Regions from separate parts of the Homo sapiens genome. Here region 1 is linked to region 2. A link is a loop called in an ENCODE intact Hi-C map of the cell type or tissue named here. Cell type or tissue: gastrocnemius medialis. All regions are shown on one strand. Region 1 overlaps CHD9 (chromodomain helicase DNA binding protein 9). Region 2 overlaps LOC105371268 (a long non-coding RNA gene).

What was found. Peaks named below come from ENCODE experiments on the same cell type or tissue, not always from the same donor. Only the 100,000 strongest peaks of a DNase experiment are listed, where the experiment ranks them.
Region 1: it touches region 2 in a loop (4-fold over the local background); 3 of 110 quality-filtered maps call a loop at or near these places.

The regions. Positions count from the first base shown.
Region 1 is chr16:53,096,358-53,104,357 of GRCh38, forward strand. The region is part of intron 1 of CHD9 (chromodomain helicase DNA binding protein 9); the gene reads left to right. Among named protein-coding and RNA genes, the nearest start is that of CHD9, 45 kb to the left of the region's middle. RefSeq lists enhancers at 2,513-2,642, 2,601-3,800, 2,703-2,752, 2,843-2,922, 3,873-3,972 and a silencer at 3,463-3,572. In gastrocnemius medialis, no CTCF peak of the experiment used is centred here; DNase peaks (open chromatin) are centred at 2,754, 3,324 and 3,634; H3K4me3 peaks cover 1,997 bases; H3K27ac peaks cover 5,610 bases.
Region 2 is chr16:53,506,079-53,514,078 of GRCh38, forward strand. LOC105371268 (a long non-coding RNA gene) reads right to left here. Exons shown (of 2, transcript XR_001752188.2): 2 at 4,206-4,645. Among named protein-coding and RNA genes, the nearest start is that of AKTIP, 6.9 kb to the left of the region's middle. RefSeq lists an enhancer at 4,444-4,583. In gastrocnemius medialis, a CTCF peak has its summit at 4,564 (motif pointing left); a DNase peak (open chromatin) is centred at 4,523; H3K4me3 peaks cover 538 bases; H3K27ac peaks cover 3,244 bases.

The DNA.
Region 1 (8,000 bases), 410 kb before region 2:
TATGATAATATTAGGTTGGTGCAAAAATAATTGCGATTTTTGCCATAACATTTATTGAGTGCTTGCTTATTAAGTGCCAGGTGCTATATTAACTGACACCTTTACTTTTATTATTTCATTTAATTATTCTGGAAACTCTATAAGTTAAGTTCTATACTACCCCAATTTTGTAGATGGGAAACTGAAACTAAGTGTCTCTCCCAGAATCACACAAGTAGTAAATGATAGAGCCAGGATCTGAACGCTGGCATCTGACACCTAAGTCCTTAGCTACTATATTATAGGTGCTCAATAAATTCTTGAATGAAATAACTTCACTGTGTTATTCTCTTTCATGTTGCTTATAACCAAACACTTGAAACTGGATAATTGATAAAGAAAAGAAATTTCTTCACAGTTACAGAGGCTGAGAAGTCCCAGGTCAAGGGGTCCTATCTGGTGACAGCCTTCTTGCTTGAGGGGACTCTCTGAAGAGTACTAAGGTGGTCCAAGGTGTCGCATGGTGAGGGGGCTGAGTGTGCTAACATGTTAGCTCAGGTCTTTGTTCTTCTTATAAAGCCATCAGTCCCCACCCATTATAACCCATTAATCCATGAGTGGATTAATCCACTCATGGATTAACCCATTCATTAGGGCAGAGCCCTCATGATGCAAGCACCGTTTAAAGACCACATCTCTCAATACTGCCACATTGGGGATTAAAGTTCAACATGAGTTTTAGAGGAGACAAATATTCAACCCACAGCACCTACCCATAACCAGAGATAGGGTCACATGCCATGGTACTTTTACTTTTTATCTCTTATCAAGTATATTTAAATACACTTACATTTTGATTATAAACATGGCTTAAAGAATTTAACTCAATTTATAATTGGTTATAATTTCTCAGCAATCATGCAGACTTGAGAACTCTCGCTGTGAGAGATATCTAACTCACAGATTATTCTGAAATGCCAATTCCTCCTTTATCAACAATTCCTCTAACCTCGCTCTCCCTTCCTTCCTTCCTTCCTTCCTTCCTTCCTTCCTTCCTTCCTTCCTTCCTTCTTTCTCTTTCTTTCACAGTCTTGCTCTGTCACCCAGGCTGGAGTGCCTGGGTGACGATCATAGCTCACTGCAGCCTCAAACTCCTAGGCTCAAGCAATCAGCCCCCATCAGCCTCCCAAAGCACTGGGATTACAGGCATGAGCCACCGTACCTGGTCTGTTGTGTCTATTATTGACCCACAAGGGCAGAGATATTTGTATGCTTAGTTTTGTCTGTATCTTTAGTGAATTTAGCACTTAATGTGTCCCTAGTACCTGTAACTGTGTGTGGCACAGAGAGGTAACTCAACAAATATTTATTGAATGAAGAAATAAATGCATGCTTGCAGGAATGGATGAATAAGTGAATGAATCAATGAATACTAAATTGAATAGTTAATGAAAATTGACGATATTATTTTGATTTTGTGGTTTTTAAAAATTTTGGAACCAGGCTGGGTGCGGTGGCTCACACTGTAATCCCAGCACTTTGGGAGGCCGAGATGGGTGGATGACCTTAGGTCAGGAGTTCGAGCCCAGCCTGGCCAAAATGGTGAAACCCTGTCTCTACTAAAAATACAAAAATTAGCCAGGTGTGGTGGCAGGTGCCTGTAATCCCAGCTACTCAGGAGGTTGAGGCAGGAGAATCACTTGAACCCAGGAGGTGGAGGTTGCAGTGAGCCGAGATCGTGCCATTGCACTCCAGCCTGGGGGACAAGAGCGAGACTTCGTCTCAAAAAAAAAATTGGAACCAACTGTTTTTTCAGGTTTCAGACATTTCTGTAAACCAGTAGAAAAGCTGGGAGGCAGACAGGCGTGGTGGCTTACGCCTGTAATCCCAGCACTTTGGGAGGCCGAGGCGGGTGGATCACCTGAGGTCAGGAGTTCAAGACCAGCCTGGCCAACATGGTGAAACCTCGTCTCTACTAAAAATACAAAAATAAGCTGGGCATGGTGTTGGGCATCTGTAATCCCAGCTATTTGGGAGGCTGAGGCAGGAGAATTGCTTGAACCCAGGAGGTGGAGGTTGCAGTGAGCTGATATGGCTCTGCCCCACTCCAGCCTGGGCAACAGAGTGAGACTCCGTCTCAAAAAAAAAAAAAAAAAGAAAGAAAGAAAAGCTGGGAGGCCTGAGATTTTGTGTCTATTATACCTAAGGGATGAAAGAGTCCTGACCTGGAGACCCGAAACAATGTTTGGCTGCTTTTTTCTTTGTCTCTTGTAAACCAACATCAGCAATGAGCAGGCCACCTCAAGTGTGACTCAATCAACGCGAGGCAGGAGGCATGCAAAACAAAACAGAAAACTCCTGGCAGCCTTAATATAGCGATTTTTCTAGCAATCTACATGACTATCCAGGCCCAATGCACCCCATTACATATGCAAAACATCTGACGTTTGTGTAACAAGCCCTTAACCCCTGGCTGTTATTCTTATTTCCAAACTGGGGTGCATCATTAGATAAATGCAGAAATCAAGAACCGTCGCTCCTAGTCAAGCGTCTGTGGCTCAGTTCTCAGAGCCAGGCCAAAGGAGTAATTATAGCTTTCCTCTATAGTGTACGGGGCAGGAGGCTGATTTAATAAAGGAAGCCTACTGTCTGTCTCCAGCCTGGCTCTGACTCATGGAACGAGGGAGTCCCAGAGCACTACCCACAGAGGGTGGGTGGTGAGCAGCTGAGGGTGGGAGGTGAGGGTGGCCGCTAGCAAGGCCTGGGCCCAGAGCCCTGAGAATGAGGAAACTCCCTGCTTGGCCAGGAGGAACCTGCAGCTGGAGCCAGAGGAAGTGAGGCTCAGACAGAGCAGCTGCTGTTCCAGCAACAGCAGCAACTGCCGCACCCTTGAAAGGAGGCCCCTGCCGTGTGGACCCGTAAAATAAAATGGGTTAGTAATTTTCATATTCAGAATTGATTGGGGGAAACGATCGAATTGCTTCTAATGGGGATGGCCACCTTTGTGTGCTGTACCAGGGTCTTTGGTTTCTTTTAGGGGCCTGGGTCGATGGAGTCTGGAGTGATGAGCGTTCGGTTAATTTGGTTTCTCACTTTGGCAGCTAATTAGGTCTTCACGACCACAGAGAGAGTTCTGAGCTGGGAGTGGTTTCAGCTACACCGAGGGGGACGGCCCGCTCTGGAATGGATTTGTGTTCCACCTTAGATAGGTCACCAGAGGTCATCTTATCCTTCCTTCTGCCTCCAGCTGCTTTCTCCTTCCTCCCCTGACAATCAGCCAGACAGAGGCAACCTGACCTCTTCCTCCTCCGGACTCCTCCGGGCGGGAGATTCGGCTCCACCCCTTCCCTTCCCGCTGAGTCACACACCTCCCAGTCAGGTGATCCTCCCCTGGGCCCTTCCGAGAGCACCTTGACCTATATTCCGTTCTCTCCATGACAGCAGACTCTAAGAGTCCCGGGAGAGAGCCCGCCAGGCCAGCTGGCGTGGTGCCCTGGCAGCCCCAGACTGCAGACCAGGCGCCCCGGGCAGCGGGAGGGGGTGCTCCCACCCCAGAGGCCTGGAAATGGAAAGTTAGGAGGCTGGTGGCTGTGTGCAGGGCGGGGGAGGAGGAGGTGGGGAGTTGAGTCAGCTGGGAAAGCTGACAGCCACTGGCGGCCGCGTGCTTCCTCCCCTCCCTCTCTGGGCTCCTCAGCTCCCTGCCAGGCCCTGACCAAGCAGGCTGCAGGGGATGAAGCGGTGAAGGGCAGATGCCATTGTGGCTGGGTGATACTGCAGCCCACGGGGAGAGGTGAGGAATTGTGCAAATAATGGGATAAACCTACATGACTCACCCGGAGAATGTGAGCCGAAGAAAACTTCTCCTGCCACAAGGACCGAATTCCCATTCCCAAATTATCCACAAAATGGCCCCTACTTATTTTGTCTATGGGTTCTTTGTGCAGTTGCTGCCTGTACAGTCTTTGTGTCCTCTGAATGTGAGGAGAATAGGGCTGCTATGGGAAAGGAAATTAAAAGAGAAGTGATCCTTGGGTATCACACCTGTAAAAAGCGATATTAACTGAAAATCACTGTTCCTTTTGAATTAGAAAGCACTCTGAATTTAGACTCATTCGTCTTTTTTTTTTTTTTTTTCCAAAAGACAGGGTCTTGCTCTGTTGCCCAGGCTGCTGGAGTAAAGTGGCTGATCATAGCTCAGTGAAGCCTGGGACTCCTGAGCTCAAGTGATCCTCCCGCCTCAGCCTCCCAAGTAGTTGGGACTACAGGCATGCACAACCATGCCCGACTAATTTTTTAATTTTTTTGTAGGGATGGAGTCTCACCATGTTGTCCAGGCTGGTCTTGAACTCCTGGGCTCAAGCAATCCACCCACCTTGGCCTTGGCCTTTCGAAGTGCTGGGATTACAGGCGTGAGCTGCCACCCCCAGCTTGAGTAGAATCTACCTTCACAAACACTTAGAAGCTCTATGACATTGGCAAGTCACTATAGGCCTCTGTCTCCAATCTGTAATATGGGGATTTTTAATAAAACCATCCTACTACTACATCAGATGGTGTGAACATGAAATCAGATGATGTGCATAAAACATGTTATTATATATAATTATGTGTAACTATATAATATTTTCTCTAGATGGCTATGTCACTGCCCTGTACCATCTGAAAGGGTTGTTTTACTTGTTCACTGTGCTCATGATAGAAGAGCCTGCCTCTGGGTGTGTTCACAAGTGTAAATAGAAAGCTGTAGCCTCTGGCTACATTAGGATTTACTGCATCTAACAAGCAGCCCCACATAGCTTGTTTACACATTACCGACAGATTAGGTGTACATCATCTTATTCCTTTATATCAAGAAAAGCAAGTTTATCATAAGATGGATAAAAACCTGCTGACTGGAATAAATCTTTTTTACTCCAATCTCACATTTTTTCCTTTTCTTTTTTTTTTTTTTTTTTTGAGACAGGGTCTCACTCTTTTACCCAAGCTGGAGTGCATCGGTGCAATCACAGCTCACTGCAGCCTCAAATTCCCATACTCAAGTGGTCCTCCTGCCTCAGCCTCCTGAGTAGCTGGGACCACAGGCATGTGCCACCACACTCAACTAATTTTTAAATTTTTTGTACAGATGAGATATCACTAAATTGCCCAGGCCGACAATTTTTTAATCAGGATGTAAACTTATGAAGTTACTGCCTGGTGTACAGTGGGTGCTAGATGGTAGGGTAGGTGCAAGTTAGATAAATGGAAGGAAAGAAGAAAGGAAGAAGGAAAGAAATTAGGCAACTATAGGAGCAAAGCTGGATTTACCAGGAAACCTCAGGGCTCTTCATTTGCAGGTGTCCCTTACAAGGCCTTGTACCTAATTTTTAATTCATAATAATGTATTCCTTTTCTAAGGAGAGTACCCTAGTATTGTATACACTTTAGGCCACACCATACTTGGATTTGAGCCTTTACAAGAGGTCTGTGAGAGACCCAACCCTTGTTCTTGTTTAAGATTTTTAAGCACAAGTGAAAATCAAGTGGTGTCAGGGAGTTGGGCATTTCCATGTCGTCTCCATCATGAACTCCACATCTGAAATTTGTAGAGAGATCATATGTAGGCCAGGTAAGGACAACAGTGTAAGGAATGGGTCGTAGGAAAAAAGTGGAGGTCAGGAATGTGTAGAATTGTTGGGCCGCTTCCAGTTGATTTCTGTAATCTACTCTCATACTTCAGGGCTATTAAGTTTCCAGAAGGTGTGAATCTGGGTGATGCTGGTTGCATTGTACTGGGCAATGGAGAAACAGTGGCTTGCAATCTGGAACTCTCTGCCTAGTCCTGGCTGGTCTTCACTAGGACTCACTCACTAACTAGTTGTTTGGCCTTGGTAGGAGTCACTTCACCTCTTTGGCCCTATGTTTCTCTACATTTAGGATGTTTGATAGGTGATTTCAGAGCCCCTTGTTTTAGCTTCATGAGAGTAGGGTTCAAAACTGCCTTCTTCACAACTGTATTCCCTGTGTTGAGTACAGTGTCTAATAATAATTATTATTATTATATTAATAGTAAGATTTTTTCATAGTGCTTACAGATGAGGAAACTAAAGTGCAGAGCTGTTAAATAAATGTCCTAGGTCATCCAGCTAGTAAGTGGCAGAACCTGATTCAACCCAAACAGTCTCACTCCAGAGTCTCTCTTCTGAACTGTGACACTCTATACCCACAATAAATATTTTTTTAATAGATTTAGGCCATGCATGGTGGCTCACACCTGTAATCTCAGCACTTTCAGAGGCCAGAGGTGGGAGAATCACTTGAGGCCAGTCTTCAAGACCAGCCTGGGTAACATAGCAAGACTCCATCTCTGCAAAAAAATAAAAAATTAGCCAGGCATGGTGGTGCATGCCTGTAGTCGTAGCTACTCAGGAGGCTGAGGCAGACGGATTGCTTGAGCCCAGGAGTTCAAGGCCACAGTAAGCTGTGATGGTGCCACTGAACTCCAGCCTGGGTGACAGAGTGAGACCCTGTCTCTTTCTTTTTTTGGGGGGACAGAGTCTTGCTCTGTCACTCAGGCTGGAGTGCATTGGCGCAGTCTCGGCTCACTGCAAACTCCGCCTCCCGGGTTCACGCCATTCTCCTGCCTCAGCCTCCTGAGTAGCTGGGACTACAGGCACCCGCCACCACCCCTGGCTAATTTTTTGTATTTTTAGTGGAGAAAGGGTTTCACCATGTTAGCCAGGATGGTCTCGATCTCCTGACCTCGTGATCCGCCCGCCTTGGCCTCCCAAAGTGCTGGGATTATAGGCATGAGCCACCCCACCTGGCCCTGACCCTGTCTCTTTAAAAAAAAAAAAAAAGGTAGATTTTATTTGTTTTTTTTTTCTTTTTCTTTAAAAAAGAGATGGGGTTTCATCATGTTGCCCAGGCTGGTCTCCAACTCCTGAGCTCAAGTGATCCTCCTGCCTCAGCCTCCCAAAGTGCTGGGATTACAGGTGTGAGCCACCATGCCCAGCTTAGCTTTTATTTTTAGAACACTTTTAGATTTGCAGAAGAATTGAGTAGATAGCACAGAGAGTTTGATGAATGAGCAAATCAGTGAATGGAGTATCCCTTGATGGAGACGCTGATTCTTTACCCAAGGCAGGTTAAAAGGGAACTCATCTTTGTGTGAGTTCTCTATGTGCCCAGCACTTTATATATGCTATTTACTTTATTCTTACAGCCAGCTTGTTAAATAGGGAGCGTTAACCTCATTTTGCAGTGAGCAAACTGAGGTTCTGAATGGCTAGAAGAATTGCCCTAAGTCCTCTAGCAGATGAGGGGGTAGAGCTAGAAAGTTCTTATCTATCTCATCCTAAAGATCACATTTGCTTTTTCCTCTGATTGAAAACTTCAAAGTTATCCTCAACAGGTATTTTGTTTTGTACATACCTAACATTGGTCTCTAGTGCCTTATAGTTTTTAAAATGCTTTTGTACCCCTCTTTACCTTTTGGTCATCACAACAGCACAGGAAGGTGAGTAAGGCAGCTTTTATGATTGCATTTCATAGAGGCAGCTACTCGGGCTTAAAACATTAAGCTTGTATATGAAAAGGGCTGAGGTACCTTCAGGACTGGAACACAAATATGTTGATTTCCTACTCCATGGCCTTCCCTTCTCGCCAAAGCATTCCTCTGTTATAAACGACTTCATTGCACAGGATTCTTGCTGGGCCTGCACAGGAAATACCTGGTTTGCTCTGGTCGTGGAGCTGCTCCTCTTCCCTGGAGTTGGCCAGGGGAATTTTTCTAAAATCTAAGCTTTGACTGCATTTAACTCCTTTCCTAAATGTTTGGAGGAAAAGGGTGAACTCTGACATTTTATTTTTTCCCCCTTGTATTTAACCAGCACAAAGATTTGGCCATTTTCAGTTAAAGAATGTTGTTTCCGATTATGGCACAGTTAGAAATTGCATTGCCAATGTTGGAAACCCATTTCATGATGGCAGCAGAGCAGAGATTTCCACTCTGCCCTTGGCTCTCAGGCCACTATTGATAT
Region 2 (8,000 bases):
AGATATGGCTGACACCTAGATTTTTAGCATGAGCTACAGGATGGATGGTGAGGCCATTCACTGAGGTGACAAACAGTGAACCACAAGCAGGTTTGGGACAGTGGGAAATGGGAAAATCTGGGTTGTGTTTTGGGTAGGTATGTTTGGGGTGTTTCTGTAAGCACTATTGCCTGTATACCTAATACCCACTTCTCCCTTTTTCATTGCTGACAGAACCTCCATTTTCTTGAGGAATTTAAGCCCTTCAGTGGTTCCCCATTGGGCAAAGACCAAACTCCTCACCATGGCTGTGTCCCAGCCCCAGGTGGCTGCAGACTCCAGCCACTCTGACATTCTTCCAGTTCCTTGGAAGGGAGTTGCTCCCCTACCTGCCCTGCCACAAAAGGGGCCTTCGCAGTGAACGTTCCCTTTGCCCAGTTCATTCTCTTCAATCCCCTACACAGATCTCAGCTCTAACACTACTTCCTTGGGGGCAATTTGCTGTTGATTTGGGAGATTATTAGTGTCTGTCTCCCACACTGTAAGCTCCTGAGGAGGAACCATTTTTTTGCTTTCTATTGTCTCCCCGGCACCCAAGAGCTAGATGTTGTAGGCATGCAATAAATATTTGCCAAATGAAGGACAGAAGAAACAAAAGTACATTTGAAACACCTACCTGCACGCCCACAGGTCTGCACCAAGAAAGCAACTCATTATGAAAATCAGGATGATTTATTCAAAGGGAAATGAGGAGGTGGCCTCAAGGTACCATTTCTTTAAGACTAAAACATAAAGTGCTGAGAAAAATCTCAATGGACCCAAAACCTTACCTATAAAACATTTTAAATCGCTTCATATTACATTTCCTATTCTCAATTTTTGAAGCATATTTGATATATTTGCACCAAAAGGTTCTTTTTGCATCCAGACTTAATAGATATGTGATCTCTGAGTATTCAGGACTTCTGCTCATGTTCTAATCAGCAAAATATTCCCTGAATCATACATCTTTTGGACTCCGGAAAAGTAACTGTACAAAGCTGTTTAGATCACTGACTTAACTATTAAAGGCCTTCACAGAAAGAAGGAAAGGATAAAATGTTGAAGGTTGTTAAAATACATATGTTTCATACACAGGCACACATATAAGCCGATGTTTTTAGCGCAATCCATTTGCCCCCAAGTCCTTTTCTGAAAAGTAGATTCCTGTATACATGTCACTGATTACATATACTGTTCAAAATATGGGAGGATGATCTAGCTATACATATTAATGTCTTTGAAAAAATATACTTAGCACATTAAAGCCATTATTTTATGGGTAATAATGTTTAGGATGAGACCAAAGTAGGCATTTAATGTTGTTGTTTTTTTTAAGTAAATGGATTTAAGGGAGATCAGATAGTTGTCCTATAGTTAACAATGATCCTCAGACAAGACAGAAATCACAAACTTTTAAGAATTATTGAAGGTTTAGAAATGCTGCTATAGACGGATGATGTGGCTTTCTTCCTTTCCATAGCCTCATCGAGCGATACGGTTCTTGCTTATAACATCACACATGTGCTTCCAGGTTTTGGTTGCATCATGTTTTCCTCCCTATCCCATTACCCATAACTCCTATCCCTGAGCAAGTGGGTGGGCGGGTGGAGGAATGAATTTTACAGACAGACTACAACATTTCAAAATGAAATCAGGGTAGCTGATGGACCACTGCGGATATTTATGTCTTAAGGAAAAGCAACCAATATATGATACGGCTGCTCATTCAGGGCTGAAGAGAACTGATTTCCTTTTATAATCAAACAGCATTTTGAACGTGGTCTGACACCGCAAATAATCCCCACTCCCTCAGCACGCTGATGACTGTACCCACAGCCATAAGAGCAGTGTTCTCTTTGATTCAGTTTATCTTTGGGAAACCACTTCACTCTGTGGTCTCAAAGCATTTGGAATGATGATAAAGGCTTGAGTTAGTTTTATCTAGAGTGGCACACTCAGAAAACCAAAGAGAGAGAAAGCAATACTCTTTCAGGGAAGGGTACTATTCCAGGCACAGACACCTTTTCTTTCTTGCAATAGGTAAATGGTGATTCCGTGAACGATAGGGAAGCTCAGTGATCTCGAGAGTCACCCACCCAAAGCAAATGACACCGTGACCATCATTTATTCTAATATTTTACTATAAAAATGTTCAGTCATACCGAAGAGTAGAGGACAACAAACTCCCTTACACTCACCATCTAGATTCAACAATGTTAATGTTTTGCCGTATTTCATCTATTAGTTTTCCTCCTGAGTCATTTAAAAATAAGTTGCCGTCATCATGTCCTTCCCTCCTTAGTGCTTCCCAGGGTGTTTCTCTTCAGAGCAAGGACATTCCCTTACAGAACTACACTGCCACAGCCACCCCTAAGAAAATTAACTCCACATTCCTAGACTTTGTATGCTTTTTTTTTGTTTTTTGAGACACAATCTTGCTCTGTTGCCCTTGCTGGAGTGCAGTGTCTCACTGCAACCTCAGCATACTGGGCTCAAGCAATCCTCCCACCTTAGCCTCCCGAGTAACTGGGACTACAGGTGCATACCACCACACCGAGCTGACTTTTGTATTTTTTTGTAGACACAGGGATGCGCCCTGTTGGCCAGGCTGGTCTCAAAATATGCCGACTTCGGCCTCCCAAAGTGCTGGGATTACAGGCCTGAGCCACCGCACCTAGCCTTCAGACCTATTAAAATTGCCCTAATTGTCACACACCAAGAAAACACTTTTATGGTTAAGGACGGAATGTTTATCTCTTCAAAATTTATATGTTGAAAACGTAATAACTAATGTAATGGTATTTGGAGGTGAAGCCTTTTGGAGATGACTGGGTTATGAGTTAGTCATACATGGGATTTGTGCCCTTATAAAAGGGACCCCAGAGAGCGATCTTCCTTCTTCCACCACATGAGGACGCAGTGAGAAGATGCTATCCCTGAAGAAGCAAGAACTCACCAGACTCCTAAACTGCCAGCACCTTGCTCTCAGACTTCCCAGCCCCCAGGACTATGAGAAATAAATTTCTGCTGTTTATAAGCTGCCCAGTTTATGGTATTTTGTTATAGCAGTCCAAACAGACTAAGACAGTTATTTTTCTAAACCAGGATTCAATCAAGATTCAGTCATTGCATTTGGTTATATCCCTTTAATCTCTATTCTAGAACAGCCCTCCCACTTTTTCCTCCCAATAATATTGACAATTTGAACCGGTCAACAGATCAGAGTATTCCGCATTTTGGATTTGGCTGTTTTCTTGTGATGTTTAACTTGATCCTCTATCCTTGTATTTCCTATAAACTGTCAGGTGTGAAGGCTTGATTGGATTCGTCATTTTTGGCAGGAGTGCTTCATGGGTGAGAAGCTTATTGTGGCTCCTCGAGCTGTCTACAGGGTCTCCCTTTGTCCTCCAGGATAGAGTGCAGTGTTGCGGTCATAGCTCACTGCAATGTCAAACTCCTGGGCTCAAGCAATCCTCCTGCCACAGCCTTCTGAGTAGCTGGGACCACAGGTGTGTACCACTACCTCACCCAGCTAATTTTTTTCTTTTTTTTTTTTTTTTTGTAGAGATGGGGGCTTTACCATGTTGCCCAGGTTGGTTTCAAACTCCAGGCCTCAAGCCATCTTCCTGTATTGGCCTCCCAAAGTGCTGGGGTTACAGATGTGAGCCATCGCGCCTGGCTGGAGCCACTGATTTAGTAAGAATTGCATCCTAATGGTTTTGCATGAACCAACGATTAAAAACAGAAATGTAGTCTGCTAAGAAAAGTTATCTGAATATCTGGAACTGTACAATAATGAGCAAATAATGAGGCTTCCAGGAGAGTATTAGGGTCATTCCTACTTCCCACTTATAAGACTGACTTCCTGTCAATAACTTTGTTATTATGAATGTCGAGTCCATAACAGACTTATTCTCGTGGCCCTTGCTGCCTACTTCATGCTAGCCAAGTCGAATCCAGTTTTAAAATACGCCGGATGCAGTGCAGGAGACACTAAGTGGCGAACTGCGGTTGCCGTGCTGCTGAAATTTAGTGAGGGAAGCCCCGGCCCGGGTGGGTGGTTACGCATTCCGCACCCGGTATTGCCGCATCCGACCTCTGGCCAAGTCAGGCCTCAGGTCCCTGATAACTGGTGTGCCCTAAACTCGCTCTGCAGAACGTCCTTTTTTTTTTTTTTCCTCTAATGTGACAAGGTACAAAACATTCCCTAATGTGCCCGAGAAGAGGAAATAAAGACTGCTGGAAAGAATGCTAAAGCCAGGCACACAGCTTTTTCCTCTGGGAATGTGAATAACACAGCAAACGTGACCGCAGAGAGGCAGTGGCTGTACATCCTACTGGGCTCGCATGAGTGTCATTTGTATTTTTCTCAGTCACAGGCGGCGGCTTCTCTTGACACCATTTAGATGGCCCTTTCAGAAGACACTTAGCGGGTCAACTTTCCCTTGTTCTAACTCAGCTCCAGCCTGGGAAGATGCTGGGTGCGGTTGAGGAATCCACGGGTTAGGGAACTCCGCCTGGCGGGTGCTTGAGTGCCCTCTGGTGGGCAATAGGAAGAATGCAAGTAGCAAAGCCGAAATTATCTTCTCAAGTTGCTCATACAGATTTTAAACAAACTCCTTCCCTTAAAAGAAAAAGAAATCCTAAGTCTACATTGGCATTCCTAAAAATCATTCCTAAAAGTTTTATATTTTCCTTAACCAAAGGGTTGAATAGTCTCAAGCAGGGTAGCATCTCCACCAAAGGTTTGAGTACATGGAGATGAGGGGTGGATTCAAGGAAAACATTTTTACTGAGCCTTCCACCTAAGACGCCTTAAAGATCCTGTAAGAAGCCATTCCGCAGGGTTGCCACACCTGAGGAAATTCAGACCTTTAGCCCCCAGAATCTCCCCATCTACAACTACATCTCTCCCTCCACATCAAAAGCAAACCTTGGAATCTTCATTCCCTAAATATAAATGACTGAGTTTAATCCTTCCGCATACGTTAGGACTTAAAGCCCTGCATTAAAGAGATCAATCAATAATGGTGGAGTTTCCAGTACTGGCCCAGGGCATAATGACAAATTCTCTCCTCCATCACAGATGGTCCGAGGAAATGAGGGGATGGTGAAGGGACTGGGGAGAGGCTAGGGGCTGTGAGAAGCGGGGATCACTACACCCCTCCCCGAGGCTCCACGCTTACACTATGTAGGAGCATGGTAACATGGCCTAGGTTGAAGGCCAGCCCCAAATTTGCCCACGCAATTAAGGATGAGGTATGTAAATGGGGACACAGCATCTCTGAGCAAGGTGTGTTTAGGTGGAAATCAGGGGTGGAGGTGTCACTGGGGAGGTGCAACATTCCTAGTGACACAAGTCACTGAGGAACCAGGCCATCACCCAAGGGTCATGTGACCCAGCTTCTCAGGACAAATATTTATTTAGTCACTGACCAAATAGAGCCACTGGGCTGTCAGTATTAGTGGAGTCAGGCAGGAAAACAGATGAAGCCAGGTGGTGAGCCCTCTGGGGCCAAAGAGAGTGTGGGAGAGCTCCCTCAGCCCCCAACCACCACCTGTCCATATCCTCATGATGGGCCCCGGTGCTTCCTGGGGTGCCTCTACCTTAAGTCACATGGCATGGGGCATGGTAGGTGACCCCGTTTAGCCTCTGCTTATCTTCCCTTCTGTAACAGCCACAGCCACCCGTGTCGGAGGCAGCCCTTCTAGAAATGTGAGCTGATTAGAGAGTGTGCCGCTATTGCTTCCTGACCAGAAATATCGCTCTCCAGCAAAGGGCAAGGTCACACATGGACAGAGGGCAGCAGGGGGAGCAAAGGTTACACCACAAAACAGGCAACCCCCAAATCGTTCCCACACCTCCACTGCTACTACCCTGGTTTGAGCAACCGTGCCCTATGCCCCTTGGCCTGGGTGAGGGTGCCAGACTCCTTGCTGGGCTCTGCCTCCCCTCCATCCTTCTCATCTGCCCTCAGCGTGGCCAGCAGTGTGACCACGCTGAACCTGGGTCAGGTCAGGTCACTTTCTGCTTAGACCCCTCTGGAGGTTCCCCATCTCACATGGACAAAAAGCCTATGGGGGGCCAGGCACAGTGGCTCACGCCTGTAATCTCAGCACTTTGGGAGGCCAAGATGGGAGGATCACTTGAGGCCAGGAGTTCGAGACCAGCCTGGGCAACATAGTGATACTCTACAAAAGAATAAAAAATTAGCCAGGACTGGTGGCACATGCCTGTAGTCCCAGTTGAGGTGGGAGGATCACCTGAGCCCACGGAGGTTGAGGCTGCAGTGAGCTCTGGTTGTGCCACTTGCACTCCAGCCTGAGTGACAGAACAAGACCCTGTCTCAAAAACAAAAAACAAAAAACAAAAAACCCAACAAAACAAACACAAACGCCCCCCAAAACAAAATATAAAAACCTATATTAGGTCCATTTTCACACTGCTGTTGAAGACATAACCAAAACTGGGAACAAAAAGAGGTTTAATTGGACTTACTGTTCCATACGGCTGGGAAGGCCTCAGAATCATAGTGGGAGGTGAAAGGCACTTCTTACATGGTGGTGGCAAGAGAAAAATGAGGAGGAAGCAAAAGCAGGAACCCTGATAAACCCATCGGATCTCATGAAACTTATTCACTACCACAAGAACAGCATGGGAAAGACCGGTCCCCATGATTCAGTTACCTCCCCCTGGGTCTCTCCCACAACTTGTAGGAATTCTGGGAGATACAATTCAAGTTGAGATTTTGGTGGGGACACAGCCAAACTATATGATTCTGCCCCCTCCAAATTTCATGTCCTCACATTTCAAAGCCAATCCTGCCTTCCCAATAGTTCCCCAAAGTCTTAGCTCATTTCAGCATTAACCCAAAAGTCCACAGTCCAAAGTCTCATCTGAGACAAGGCAAGTCCCTCTCGCCTATGAGCCTGTAAATCAAAAGCAAGCTAGTTACTTCCTAGATACAATGGGGGTACAGGTATTGGATAAGTACAGCTGTTCTAAATGGGAGAAATTGGCCAACACAAAGCAGTTTACAGGGACCATGCAAGTCCTAAATCCAGCAGGGCAATCAAATTTTAAAGCTCCAAAATGATCTCCAATGACTCCAGGTCTCACATCCAGGTCGCACTTTGCAAGAGGTGGGTTCCCATGGCCTTGGGCAGCTCTGTTCCTGTGGCTTTGCAGGGTACAGTCACCCTCCTGGGTGCTTTCACGGGCTGGCATTGAGTGTCTGTGGCTTTTCTAGGCACACGGTGCAAGCTGTTGATGGATCTATCATTCTGGGGTCTGGAGGATGGTGGCCCTCTTCTCACAGTTCTACTAGGCAGTGCCCCAGCAGGGACTCTGTGTGGGGGCTCTCACCCCACATTTCCCTTCCACACTACCCTAGCAGAGGTTCTCCATTCAGGGCCCCACCCCTGTAGCAAACTTTTACCTGGGCATCCAGGAGTTTCCATACATCTGAAATCTAAGTGGAGGTTCCCAAACCTCAATTCCTGACTTCTTTGCACTCGCAGGCTCAACACCACGTTGAAGCTGCCAAGGCTTGGGGTTTCCACCCTCTGAAGCCACAGCCTGAGCTATACATTGGCCCCTTTCAGCCATGGCTGGAACAGCTGAGACACAGGGCACAAAGTCCCTAGGCTCCACACAGCATGCGGACCCTGGGCCCAGCTCACAAAACCACTTTTTACTCCTGGGCCTCCAGGCCTGTGATGGGAAGGGATGCCTGGAAGTTCTCTGACATGGTCTGGAGACATTTTCACCGTGGACTTGGAGATTAACATTAGGCGTCTTGCTACTTATGCAAATTTCTGCAGCTGGCTTGAATTTATCCACAGAAAATGGGTTTTTCTTTTCTATTGCATAGTAAGGCTACAAATTTTCCAAACTTTTGTGCTCTACTACCCTTTTAAAATGGAATGCTTTTAACAGTACACAAGTCATCTCTTGAATGCTTTTCTGCTTAGAAATT